Regions from separate parts of the Homo sapiens genome. Here region 2 is linked to region 1. Evidence: chromatin contacts called from ENCODE Hi-C or POLR2A ChIA-PET data. All regions are on one chromosome and are shown on one strand. The core of a region is the stretch at or near the end of the contact, and the rest is flanking DNA. Distances in the headings are between cores, read along the strand shown. Region 1 holds the start of TBC1D23 (TBC1 domain family member 23). Region 2 holds the start of TMEM45A (transmembrane protein 45A).

The links. A loop is a pair of places that touch in the nucleus more often than their neighbours do. ChIA-PET counts read pairs that join two places held with the same protein, here RNA polymerase II (POLR2A). Pooled maps may share reads with other maps.
Region 2: a map of CD4-positive, alpha-beta memory T cell shows a loop between it and region 1 (15-fold over the local background). The contact joins the promoter of TMEM45A here to the promoter of TBC1D23 in region 1. A Hi-C loop is called at or near these places in 2 of 168 maps with a recorded cell type or tissue (CD4-positive, alpha-beta memory T cell and mesothelial cell of epicardium), 2 of 37 single-sample maps with no recorded cell type and 16 of 50 pooled maps. POLR2A ChIA-PET finds 5 or more read pairs at or near these places in 4 of 52 experiments (AG04450, HEK293T and WTC11).

What each region holds. Positions count from the first base shown.
Region 1 is chr3:100,258,897-100,264,715 of GRCh38, reverse strand. TBC1D23 (TBC1 domain family member 23) reads right to left here and starts at 3,724. Exons shown (of 19, transcript NM_001199198.3): 1 at 3,645-3,724. The coding sequence starts at 3,697. RefSeq lists enhancers at 977-1,645, 2,983-3,651, 3,427-3,916, 3,652-4,320.
Region 2 is chr3:100,488,055-100,493,873 of GRCh38, reverse strand. It overlaps TMEM45A (transmembrane protein 45A), which reads right to left and starts at 1,255. Exons shown (of 6, transcript NM_018004.3): 1 at 946-1,255. RefSeq lists a silencer at 1,238-1,537.

The sequences.
Region 1 (5,819 bases), core at 2,475-4,974:
TCAATGGCTTAGTTTCACAGACTAGGAACAAATTGAGATACCACTGACAACAAAAAAAGAAAATAGGAAAAACTTATAAAAAGCAATCTCAAAAAGGGATAGCTGTGTCACTTAACATAGCAACAATTTGTCTAGATAGGCCCTAAAAGTCTCACCACATTACAATAACACAAAAGTAATCGATGTTCTCAAACATGCCTCCTGTATCTAGAACATAAATTCCCTGAGGACAGAGACCTAGTTCTATCCTTAAATTACACTTACATTTGTAAACTGAATGACTCAAGTCATTAAGATGAGTTTGAGCTAGGCAGTAAGATATATGATACATTTTAGAAAAAATTCCATCTGACAGAGTTAAAATAAAAACATTTACTCCAAAAAGAAAGAGAGATAAAGAAAGAGAGGGAGGGAGGGGGAGGGGAGAGAAAGACAGAGTAGAACACCCGGATGGATGGGGCACACCTGTAGTCCCCAGCTACTCAGGAGTATGAGGCCAGCCTGGGCAACATGGCGAGACCTCGTTTCTTCAACAAAACAAAACAAAACAAGAGTAAAGCATCCCCATTCTATAACCCATTCACCAAGCACTCTAAGAACAGAGCCTTTACTGAACCTCTGGCTCCCAATCCCAAAGTCTTCCTATTCAAATCCTCTTCTGGGGGGCTGATGAGAGTGCCAGGATAAAAAGGAGAAAGATTAGAAGAGGATGGAGGGAAAACAGAAATCACCGACCATGTTAGGGTTCCTCCATTCATGAAAATGAAACCAGCAAAAATACAAAGACACACCAAAGATACATCAATCCTACAAGAGAAAAAATGCTGTCTCTAGTAAACATTCACTCCATGTCCTCTGCCCATGTGAACCAGAGATTCTCACAATCCCTCTAACCTAAGAACTCCCCAGAGGCACCTTAACTGTGGAAACATTTCCCCTCATGGCACTCTATGAGCTGGTTACCGCCAGTTTATGACACAATTCACCGTTCCAAAACAGCAAACTTCAGGCTATAACCAGCTAGGTCACTTTCTGAAAAGTGTTGTAATGTCTGTCACTGATTCTTAAAAGGTGCATTTAATTAGTTAAAAACTTTTTTACTATTTTTCCAGATCTATTTTTCTTTTTTCTCTTGCCATTCTTGCAGGATACCAGAAGCAAAAAGACGTATTTTTCTGCAACTTCTCTCCAACCAGGTAGTTCTCATTCTTACTCTCAAAACAAATTAGTTGTCTTGTCTATGCCCTTGCTTATGCTGTTACTGTCAGGCCTCTGAGCCCAAGCCAAGCCATCGCATCCCCTGTGACTTGCACGTATACGCCCAGATGGCCTGAAGTAACTGAAGAATCACAAAAGAAGTGAATATGCCCTGCCCCGCCTTAACTGATGACATTCTACCAGAAAAGAAGTGTAAATGGCCGGTCCTTGCCTTAACTGATGACATTACCTTGTGAAAGTCCTTTTCCTGGCTCATCCTGGCTCAAAAAGCTCCCCCACTGAGCACCTTGGGACACCCACTCTGCCCGCCAGAGAACAACTCCCCTTCGACTGTAATTTTCCTTTATCTACCCAAATCCTATAAAACGGCCCCGCCCTTATCTCCCTTCGCTGACTCTCTTTTCGGACTCAGCCCGCCTGCACCCAGGTGATTAAAAGCTTTATTGCTCACACAAAGTCTGTTTGGTGGTCTCTTCACACGGACGCGCATGAAAGTTACTCCATTCAGAGGCCTTTCCCATCTCTTAATCTGATTCTGCACTAATATGTTAGCTCCAAGCCATGTGTGGATATTTAATATCTGAAATGTGGCTAGACCAAATTGAAATATAAGGTAGCTGTAAAATGCACATTGGATTTTGAAGACTTGGCACAAAAAAGATGTACAATTATCTAATTTTTTAAACAATGATTACATGTTGAAATATGTTAAATAGATTATTAAAACTGATTTCACCTGTTTCTTTTTAGTGTTTTTTTTTTTTTTTTTTTTTTGAGACCGAGCCTCACACTGCCGCCGGGCTGGACAGTAGTGGCTCGATCTCGGCTCACTGCAACCTCTGCCTCCCGGGTTCAAGCGATTCTCCTGCCTCAGCCTCCCAAGCAGCTGAGATTACAGGCACGCGCCACCACGCCCGGCTAATTTTTATATTCTTAGTAGAGACGGGGTTTCACCATGTTGGTCAGGCTGGTCTGGAACTCCTGACTTCAAGTGATCCGCCCGCCTCGGCCTCCCAAAGTGCTGGGATTACAGGCGTGAGCCACCGCGCCCAGCCTTCTTTTCAGTTTTAAATGCTGCTACTACATAATTTTAAATTACAATATGTGGCTTCTATTAGACAGCCCTGGGGCTTAAATCCTACTTATTCTTCAAAGCCTAGTTGAAACACTGCTGCTTTCATGAAGCTTTCCCCCAGTGACTCCAACTGCCCCAGCCCCCACCGCCAACCTCTCGTAACACTTTGAATCACACTCACAAAGAATAAGATTAATTTTACCTTGTTACACCTTCCCAACTCCAACATAAGCAAGTTGAAGAAAAAAAAACTATATCTAGATCACCATGAAGTTTTCCTCTGACACCTTGGAGAGCCCAGCGCTACGGTAATGTTTGATGTCTGCTAATGGAGAGCTGAATTTCTTAATTACTAATTATCTATCCCTTTCAACGATTTCCATTTTTTTCCTCTGGGATTAAAGTCGATGTCTATCAATGTCCTGTATTATTTTTAAAGTGCCCATGAGCTGTACACATACAATATAACGAACAAGCAAATCCAAAACTAATACATGTGGTCAATACACTTAGATCAACTGTAAAATTTAGACAAGCCTCTAAAGGTCCCTTTTTAAAAAATGATGTTGTACAACCTAACAGTGTATCGTGAGATCAACTATTTCAAAAGTAGAAGCCTTTCCCAAAGATTAACACTGGGTGAGCAGTTTACCAAAAAATTATTGGCGGTCTTCCCCCACAATCCCGAGTATAAATCAGGTAAGCATGCAACAGCTTGGGTGCAGTAAGAGCAAAGTCCCACACTGCATCCAAAGCTCAGAAATCGAGCTGTGAGAAATGTGGTAGTAGGGGAAAAGATGACTTGCGTGAAGGAGACGAACGATGAAAACTGTTGGAATGCAAAACGAGATAACAGCCAGAATAAAAAAAAGTATACCAACTAAGTGGGAGGGATTCTCCTCGGGTCAACCTCTGAACCCTCAGGCGAAGGTCGCAGTGGTCATTTCAAAACGTCTTTTCTTCACATTGTATTTTAGTGACTCAGATCTGCATCCAACAAACTTCCTTCTTCAGCCTACTCCAACTCCCACAGCCAGGACTCCGGCCAAACCCAGCCCTGAAGCCACCCACTCCAGCACACTTTGGAGACTGACAGACGACACAGGAGGACCGTTCTGAGGCCCAGCACCTGGATGACACCCCTCTCCTTGGGAGTCCCGCCCCAGTCCCTTGGGCAGAACCAGGCAGGCAGGGGGCACCCAGCTGGCAGAGGGGTAGGGCAGGGCACCGGACTTCGCCTAGGACCGGCCTCTCCGTTCCATGCCGACGCCAGACGGCTCCTCGGGGACCGGCAAGATGGTGAGAAGGAAGAATAAAGGGGCATTGGAAATTAGCCCCGGCTTTCACTCACCAGCCGTCGCCGCTCGACGTTGGCAGCGGCGGCACATCTTCTCCTTCCGCCATTGCTGTTGACGTCCACGTCACTTTGCCGAAAAGTGGATCCGGCGCTGAGACCAACTCCGAGACTCAATGTCGTAAAAGGTCTTCGGAAGTCCAGCACTGAGCTTCCCCAGAGGGGAAGAAAGAGGGAGGTGGCAAGGGACTGGAGGAACGCAACGTCACGGCGTCCCGAGGCCGAAAGGCAGCGTCTTGGGGGAGGAGACTTGGTGGAGGCAGCTGCCCCTCCAAAGACTACATGTCCCAAGATGCCACGGTGCCGCGGGCGGGGCGGGGCGCGGTGGACGCCGTCCCAGTTGGAGGCCTTGTGTGACAAACAGCGTGTCTTTTTAGCGTCCACTTAGCGTCTTCATTCCAGCTTGGCGTCGAAATTAACAAAGTTAGAATTTACAGTCCTAACTATTGGAGAAAGCAAGGGAAATGGGAATTGACATAGGGAAGGCGGACGTAGGAGAAGAGCCACAGTTCAGTAATTTCCTGCTGTAGCAATTTAATTTGAAGAAAGAGTGGGACGTAAGGAAAGGGGCAGACCACCCCTATTTGTGAGGCCCCGTCAAAAGTGTAAATGAAGGCCCACATACTTTTTGACTGAATATTTAAAAGTTGTAAATGAAGCTATATACTAAAGGAGATACGTTCTAGCCTCCTACCTTAAATATATCTTCCTAACAGTCTGGAAGATCAAGTCCGAATTTAGAATTCTAGGACTGGAATTCCAGGCAAGCAGAGCTGCCAAAATCCTTCTCTACGCGTTCCACTTCCCCTTTACACCGCATGGGCGGACACTTGGCCACCGCCGGGGCCTTGGGGTGAGCACACGCTCAGGAGGATGGACCTAAAGAAACGCTTTTGCAAGCCCTGAAAACAACAGTGATGAAGTAGAACTGCATGTAACAATATGGATACATCTGAAAAATACGCTGTTAAATGAGCAAAACAGATTGCAGACGGATAGGTAAAGTATGGTATCATTTATAGTTGGTGTTTAAAAGACAATATATTTAAAATAGATCCATATGAGTTTAAAATGCAGGAGAATGATATATAGAAAACTCGGAATGGCAGTTACATTCAGGGAAAGGGAGGAGTTTCCATGAATTTTTAAATATTTATTAAGGGCCCCAAGGTGGCCACATAGGTGGCCAGTGTTCTTTATAGAGTCTATACTTAGGTATCTAAAATGTTTCATAGTTTCAAAAACTATTTGTTTTAAATAGATACAAAACAGTACAGCTATCTCATTTACAACCAAAAACATGTTCACTCTCTTCCCTAAAGGGAAATAATACAGATCTGCATGGTACTGCACCCACTTCCAAGGCCCGGATCTCTGTAATGTTCAGTTCTCTGTTAGGGAACATTTCTTTTAACATAGAATGAGACTGTAGATGCCCTCTATCAAAAAGAATAAAAGACGTGAATCTAGGTCACATTACCATTCTAATATTCAGGACCTCCCCTGGGTCCCTTCAATTGTTGCCAGTAGATTTTCAGAAACTTTTCAGAAAATGGTTTTAAAACCTATTCAGTCATTGACATGAGAAGCAGTTGCTCACTGGTTAAGAAGATTCTAGTCCTCAATTATGATTCATTTTGAGTATAATTAAATCAGCAACTGCTTTATAGTCTCTGGTAAAATATTTTCCCATTAAAAATATGTCACTTGACATTTTTAAACAGTTCTTTATTCTGTCAAAATAAAGTGGAAAGTTCTGACTTCTATGTTCTTTAATGGAGCCAGAGCCAGCTTCATGGGCATGTAGTCTATGCAATAGCATGAGACCACATGCTTAGAAGAACTCTGTGCTTGATTTCATGCTCTGGTGTTGCCATCTTGAAATTCTTAATAATTTGGGAACAAGGAGCCACTGGTTTTAATTTTGCACTAGGCCTCACAAATTAGGGAGCCAGTTCTAGATAGGGTCAATATCTTAGTGATGTATAACCCATTGGGGACAAGATTTCAACCAAAATTGTTTAGCGATAGTGTCTTCTAGCGGATTTTTTTTTTTTTTTTTTTTTTTTGAGACAGAATCTCACTCTCACCCAGGCTGGAGTACAGTGGCATGATCTCAGTTCACTGCAACCTCTGCTTCCTAAGTTCAAGTGATTCTCCCGTCTCAGCCTC
Region 2 (5,819 bases), core at 6-2,505, 230 kb before region 1:
TGTAATCCCAGCTACTTGGGAGGCTGAGTCAGGAGAATCACTTGAACCCGGGAGGCAGAGGTTCCAGTAAGCCGAGATCGTGCCATTGCACTCCAGCCTTGGCGACAAGAGTGAGACTCTGTCTCAAAAACAAACAAACAAACTACAACAACAACAAAATATATAGCGTATATAGAGTATACTATATAGCATACATAGAGCATATACACCATATAGCATAGTGTATACATAGCATGTATATAGTATATATACCATACTATATAGTGCATATATACTATATAGTATATATATACAATTATAAGTTTATGAACACACAAGTGGTCTGTCACATGTTTGTTTGTTTTTAACAATTATAAAGGAATTCAGGTCTCCCACTATGGATAGGAGAATACCGAAAAGATATATATTTGGCTTGCAACTACCTCCAGATTTAAGTGAAAAATCCAGCAACTACCTGCATAACCCAGGTTTTACGTAATTTATATTAGACATCCTATTAACAGAAGCAAACGTGTTAATTCTGAAAAGATCAGATAATTTTCTCAATCTCCCATCAAAACAGTCCCAGAGTTGGGGATAAAAAACGATTTTGGCTTTACAAATACCCACAGTATTTTCACAGAAAGAAAATAGAGAAATAAATTTATCAATAGATTCAATTTTGGAGTTAGAGGTTTACAACAGAATATCAGTCACATTGCTGCTCCCAGGATATTTAAAACTAGCTCACCAAAAAAAAAAAAAAAAAAAAAAGAATAGCAAACCAAAAAAATTAAATTAAAATGTTAGTGAAACGGAAGAGAAGGGAGCGAAGGGTCCAGTTTGTCGCAGCAAGTGTTACTTTTCTCCCCTTGATGAAGAGAAAGCTGGTGAGAACAGTAAAAAGACACAGGATAGAGATCACGGCAAGAGAAATATGATATCCAGCACGTATCCAAAACTTACCCAACTTGGTCTGTTTACTCAACACTTTATTTTTCCCACTTTGCCAGCTTAAAATCAGACAGCGGCTGGGCTTTTGTTGTTGCTGTTTCTGTTCTTTTGATCCCAGAGCCCCATGAAAATTAAACCGTGTGTTGGATGGGATCTGGCCACGTCTCGCATTGGGTGGGGGGAGGAATTTTTAAACTTGGGTCCCTAGTCGCTTCTTTGGGAAAACGAATAAATAATAAGTGGCGAGAAGGAGAGGACGTGGGGGACGTGCTCGGCTGACGTCGGCCCGCGAGGAGGCCGCACAGCTGTCCAGATGTGCTTCATCTGTTCCCCCCGCGGGGCACGGGCCTCGGCGGCCGCGGCTGGCACAAGCCCCAGCTCATTGGTGGCCGCAGCTCTTCACTTGCTGCCGATTGGCCGGGCGGCCCGCCACTCCGGAGGGCCTCGGGCCCGCCCCTCTCTCAGGCCCGCTGGCTGCATCCTAAGGGAATGTGGAAGTGCAGCGCCGTCGCTGATGTGGCACTCGGCGGCTGCGCGGCCGGGACGGCTCGGGGCAGAGAGGGAGGTTGCCTACTCCCAGGTCTTGCCCCTGCCCCGGCCCTGTTATGCCCCTCCTTTTAGACAGACCGCTTTGTTTAAACAGGATGATTTGTAGCCGTTTGGAGGCTGAAAATAAGGCGGATGATTTGTAGCCGTTTGGGGGCTGAAAATAAGACGCGCCTGGTGCTTGGAGTGGAAGAGGCTGGGGCTCCGGGCTGCCCACGCCCCCAAAGGGCGTTCAGGCCACGCCTTGGGATTCCTCTCTCTTCACTTTCTCCAGGGAGCAAATAATAGGGCCCAAGAGCCTGCTCCCTGGGGACGGTATTCTTTCTTTCGGTGGAGGGAAAACCTTAATGAACCCTTCGTTGAAGTCCTTATTAACCAGAATTGAAGTTGTTCCTGCGGAGATGACCAGGACTGGGTATGAGAGTGGTTTGGCAGACCTGCTTGGTTTTTTGTATTGAGTGATGGTCGTTGTAGGGAACCGAGAAATACTGCTTTGTTGTGTGAGAATTGAGAAAGGACTGCGCCAAACGTTGCTTTGAACTTGGGAAAGCAGTTGGAGGGTTAACCAGTTTTTTGATTAGTGAGTTAGAAGGAGAGGAGGAAAGAAGAGATCTGCAAATCAATTGCCATTATAATTTGTGCATATTGACAGAACCGTTCCCTCATTGAAATATTAAGTGGGCAAGAGCCACACTCACTGGGCTGCACGCCAGGGAAGGCACCAGACCCCGCATTAAACAGTTTTTACCTGCATTATCACATTTAATTCTTACAACTACCTTATAAAATAGATATTAAAATAATCTCCAAGACCCAGCACCTATCCCAGCCTACCACAGATGTCTCCAAACATATGTTTGCAGCACTCCATCATAGATACATAAACTCATCTGCAATTTGCCATCCCTGCAGGGGTCAGAATTTATTATGAGTGTCCAAAGCTTTCACTACAATGATAATGTCTTGTTTGTTGGTGTATTTGTCATCTATTGCTGCGCAACAGATTCCCACAAACTTAGTGCTTTGTACAACACATGTATATCACTGCACAGTTTCTGAAGGTTGGAAGTCCAGGCATGGCCAAACTAGATCCTCTGCTTATGCTCTCACAAGGGTGCAATCAAGGTGTCAGCCGGGCTGCATTGTCATCTGCAGGCTCTACTGGAGAAGAATCATTTCCAAGCTTTCTCAGGTCATTGACAGAATTCATTTCTTTGCAGCTCTAGGACTGACTCCCCAGTTTCTTTCTAGATGTGAGCTAGAGGCTGCCCTTAGCTCCGAAAGACTGCTCTTAGGCTCCCAATGGCCATCCACGGTTCTGAAAAGCCAGAGAATAGAGATCACAGGGGCCACCTACAAGTCTGTCTGCCACAATTGGATAGTCAGACACCTCAATTTCAATGGACCTGACTGCAATGTTATCATAACTCTGTAAGACCCCCACAAATGCAGGAGCCTGCTCAGCAAGTAAAGTGGCACTACATGAGTGCAACCACAACACTCCAATCCTTCTGGCAGTCAAGGAAACCCACAAAGGAGCAACATTTGAATGTAGCCCTTGAAAGTAATGTGTCATGTGTTCAGCTTTCTGAATCATTTGTAATCTCACAATGCTGCACTTTTTATCACAGAAGCCGCTCAACAGTGGGCTGATAGTCAAGGTATTGATTAACCCTCCACACTCATTACCATCAACAGGCATCTGATATTGACCAAAAATCACTAAAAAAAAAAAAAAAAAAAAAAAAAAAGAATCCTTCTGCTCTCAGGAAGATGGAGTGGACATCAGTATTCCATTTCTCCTGCTAAGCACAACAAAAAATCCTGGACTTCATATATTTTCCAACATTGGAAACTCCAAGAGGTTGAGAGAAGAAGACAGATGAGCTAGAAATCTCAGAACCCAAGGAATGACATGATGCTGAGTTCCCTGGGCTTGCTTTCTGTTGTTTCTTTGCCCCAAACTTGGAGCTGAAGAAGCCAGCAACCCAAAAATGACAACAGGCACAGACAAAAAAGTCTCAACGAACCCTGCTCTCTCTAGTCAAGGACCAGGAAATGGGAAGCCTAGAAAGACAGAAAAACTTTTAGGCAGTAATGGCTCTACTTCAGCCAAACACCACAGGAAAAACCCTGGCCCCACTCACTCCTACATGAACAGAGGCTGAGTAGAAATCCTAGACTCCCGCCTTTTCCAGGCTGTAACAAGGTGAAGATGCAGAAATCTTTAACAACGTATTACCAAACAGAATTCAGCAATATATAAAAATAATTATACACCACAACATAGTGGAGTTTTTTTCAGGGATGCAAAATCAAAATTCTAAAGTCAATCAACCCAGGCGTGGTGCCTCATGCCTGTAATCCCAGCACTTTGGGAGACCAAGTCCAGCGAATCCTTTGAGCCCAGAAGTTTGAGACCAGCCTGGGCAACAGGACACAACCCCATCTCTACACAAAATATGAAAATTAGCCCAGCATGGTGTCACACACCTGTAGTCTCAGGTACAGGTGGGACTGAGGTGGGAGGATCACCTGAGCCTGGGGGGTTGAGACTGCAGTTGCCACTGCACTCTAGATGGGGCAACAGAGTGAAACTCTGTCTCAAAAAAAAAAAAAAAAACAAATGTCGATCAATGCAATTCCTGATATGAACAAGCTAAAGAAAAGAAAAATCGCATGAATATATCAATCAATGTAGAACAAGCACTTGACAAAATTCAGCACCATAAAAACGCTCAGAAAAAGAAGAATAGAAGGGAATTTCCACACTTGATAAAGAACACCTACCAAAGTACCTACAGCTGACCTTATACTGAATGTGAAAGACTGGATGCTTTCCATACATACTTTGTAATTCTATTTGTGCAACATCCTTCAAGTTACAAAATTATACAAATAAAGAGCAGATAAGTGGTTGCCAGGTATTAAGGAGATGGTGGAGTAGGAGGCAAGTAGGCTTGGCTATGAAAGAACAACATGAGGGATCTTTGTGGTGATGGAAATTTTTATTAATAGCTTGACTGTATCCATGGGATATTGTTGAGATATTGAGATAATGTAATTCTGCAGAATGTTACCATTGGGGGAAACTGGGTGATGAGTACACAGGCTTTCTCTGTATTATTTCTTACAACTTGCATGTGCATCTACAATTAGCTCGAAAGAAAAAGTTTAAAAAAATACTTCTGACTCTATCTCCCTCACCTCCTCCTGACCACCACAATTTAGTTTGGTCACTGGATGTAACTCTCTCCAGAAAGGGATCATCTTGCTCAGCTGCTTCCTGGGTCATGTTCCAGATGAAAGAAGCAGAGAGTTAGGAAAATTTGGGATCCTGACCTGACCATTCTTGGGCATGATGTTTCATTCTTTCTCTTAATGGTAACACTAGGCCAGCTGGGTTGGTGTGACCTTCAGAGTTAGGCTGGACAAAAGGCTAGGGGATTCAAACTTAATTCTGGTTCAGCCACCTGCAATCTCTTGTTGGACAGACCTTGTCCTAGATCATAAAGGTAATGAACACTTAAGAGTTGAGTTGAGTACACTGCTCACCGAGTCCTCCTATAGTATCCTGTGTGGGCCCAAGGAGTGGACATAAGGGATCTCTATAAACTTATCAAAATGTACTATCCTTCCTGCACCTGGCCCTCTGGACAAAAGGGCTTGGTGTGAATAGGGGACGACTGGGGTGAAAGGAAAGCAACAAGCCTGGCACATGAGGAAGATACACATTAGACCCTGTGATATACAGAGGAAAGAGGGACATTAGTGATACTTTGTCTTTCAGAACTGCCTTAGAGCCTTCCTCCCCAGAGAAAATGCCTTAATGACGCTCTCCCAAACTGTTGCAAGCACCTTAAATTTTACTGACTGTGGTTCTGCCACCCCATCCGATAGTTCTTACCACAATTTGATAACCATTCCCTTAACCTTACCAAGAAGACTGTTGGCAACATCAAAGGATGGCCCCAACTCCTATACTTCCCACACCAAGCACCTGTCAACACCTCTGAATGTCTTCATCGGAGTCTGATGATCATCATCAGAGTCAGGACTGAGAAGTCACTCTTGGGGGTAAACAAATGCCACTCAGCCAGTGGCATGGACAGACAGGACAGATAGGACTGGTTACCCTCGGACAGTCTTTCCAAAAACAACCAGCTTCAATTTTTCTAACTTAACTAAGAACCCCAAGACTTACCAACTAGCCAGGAAGCCACACTGGAAGAACTGTCATTTGTAGTCCTTCCTCCAACCCCACTGATGTGGGTTCCCCTGAGGGCCCCAGCAATTGTCGACAATCCTGGTCTTTCTAGGGGAGCCATGCACATCTCCAG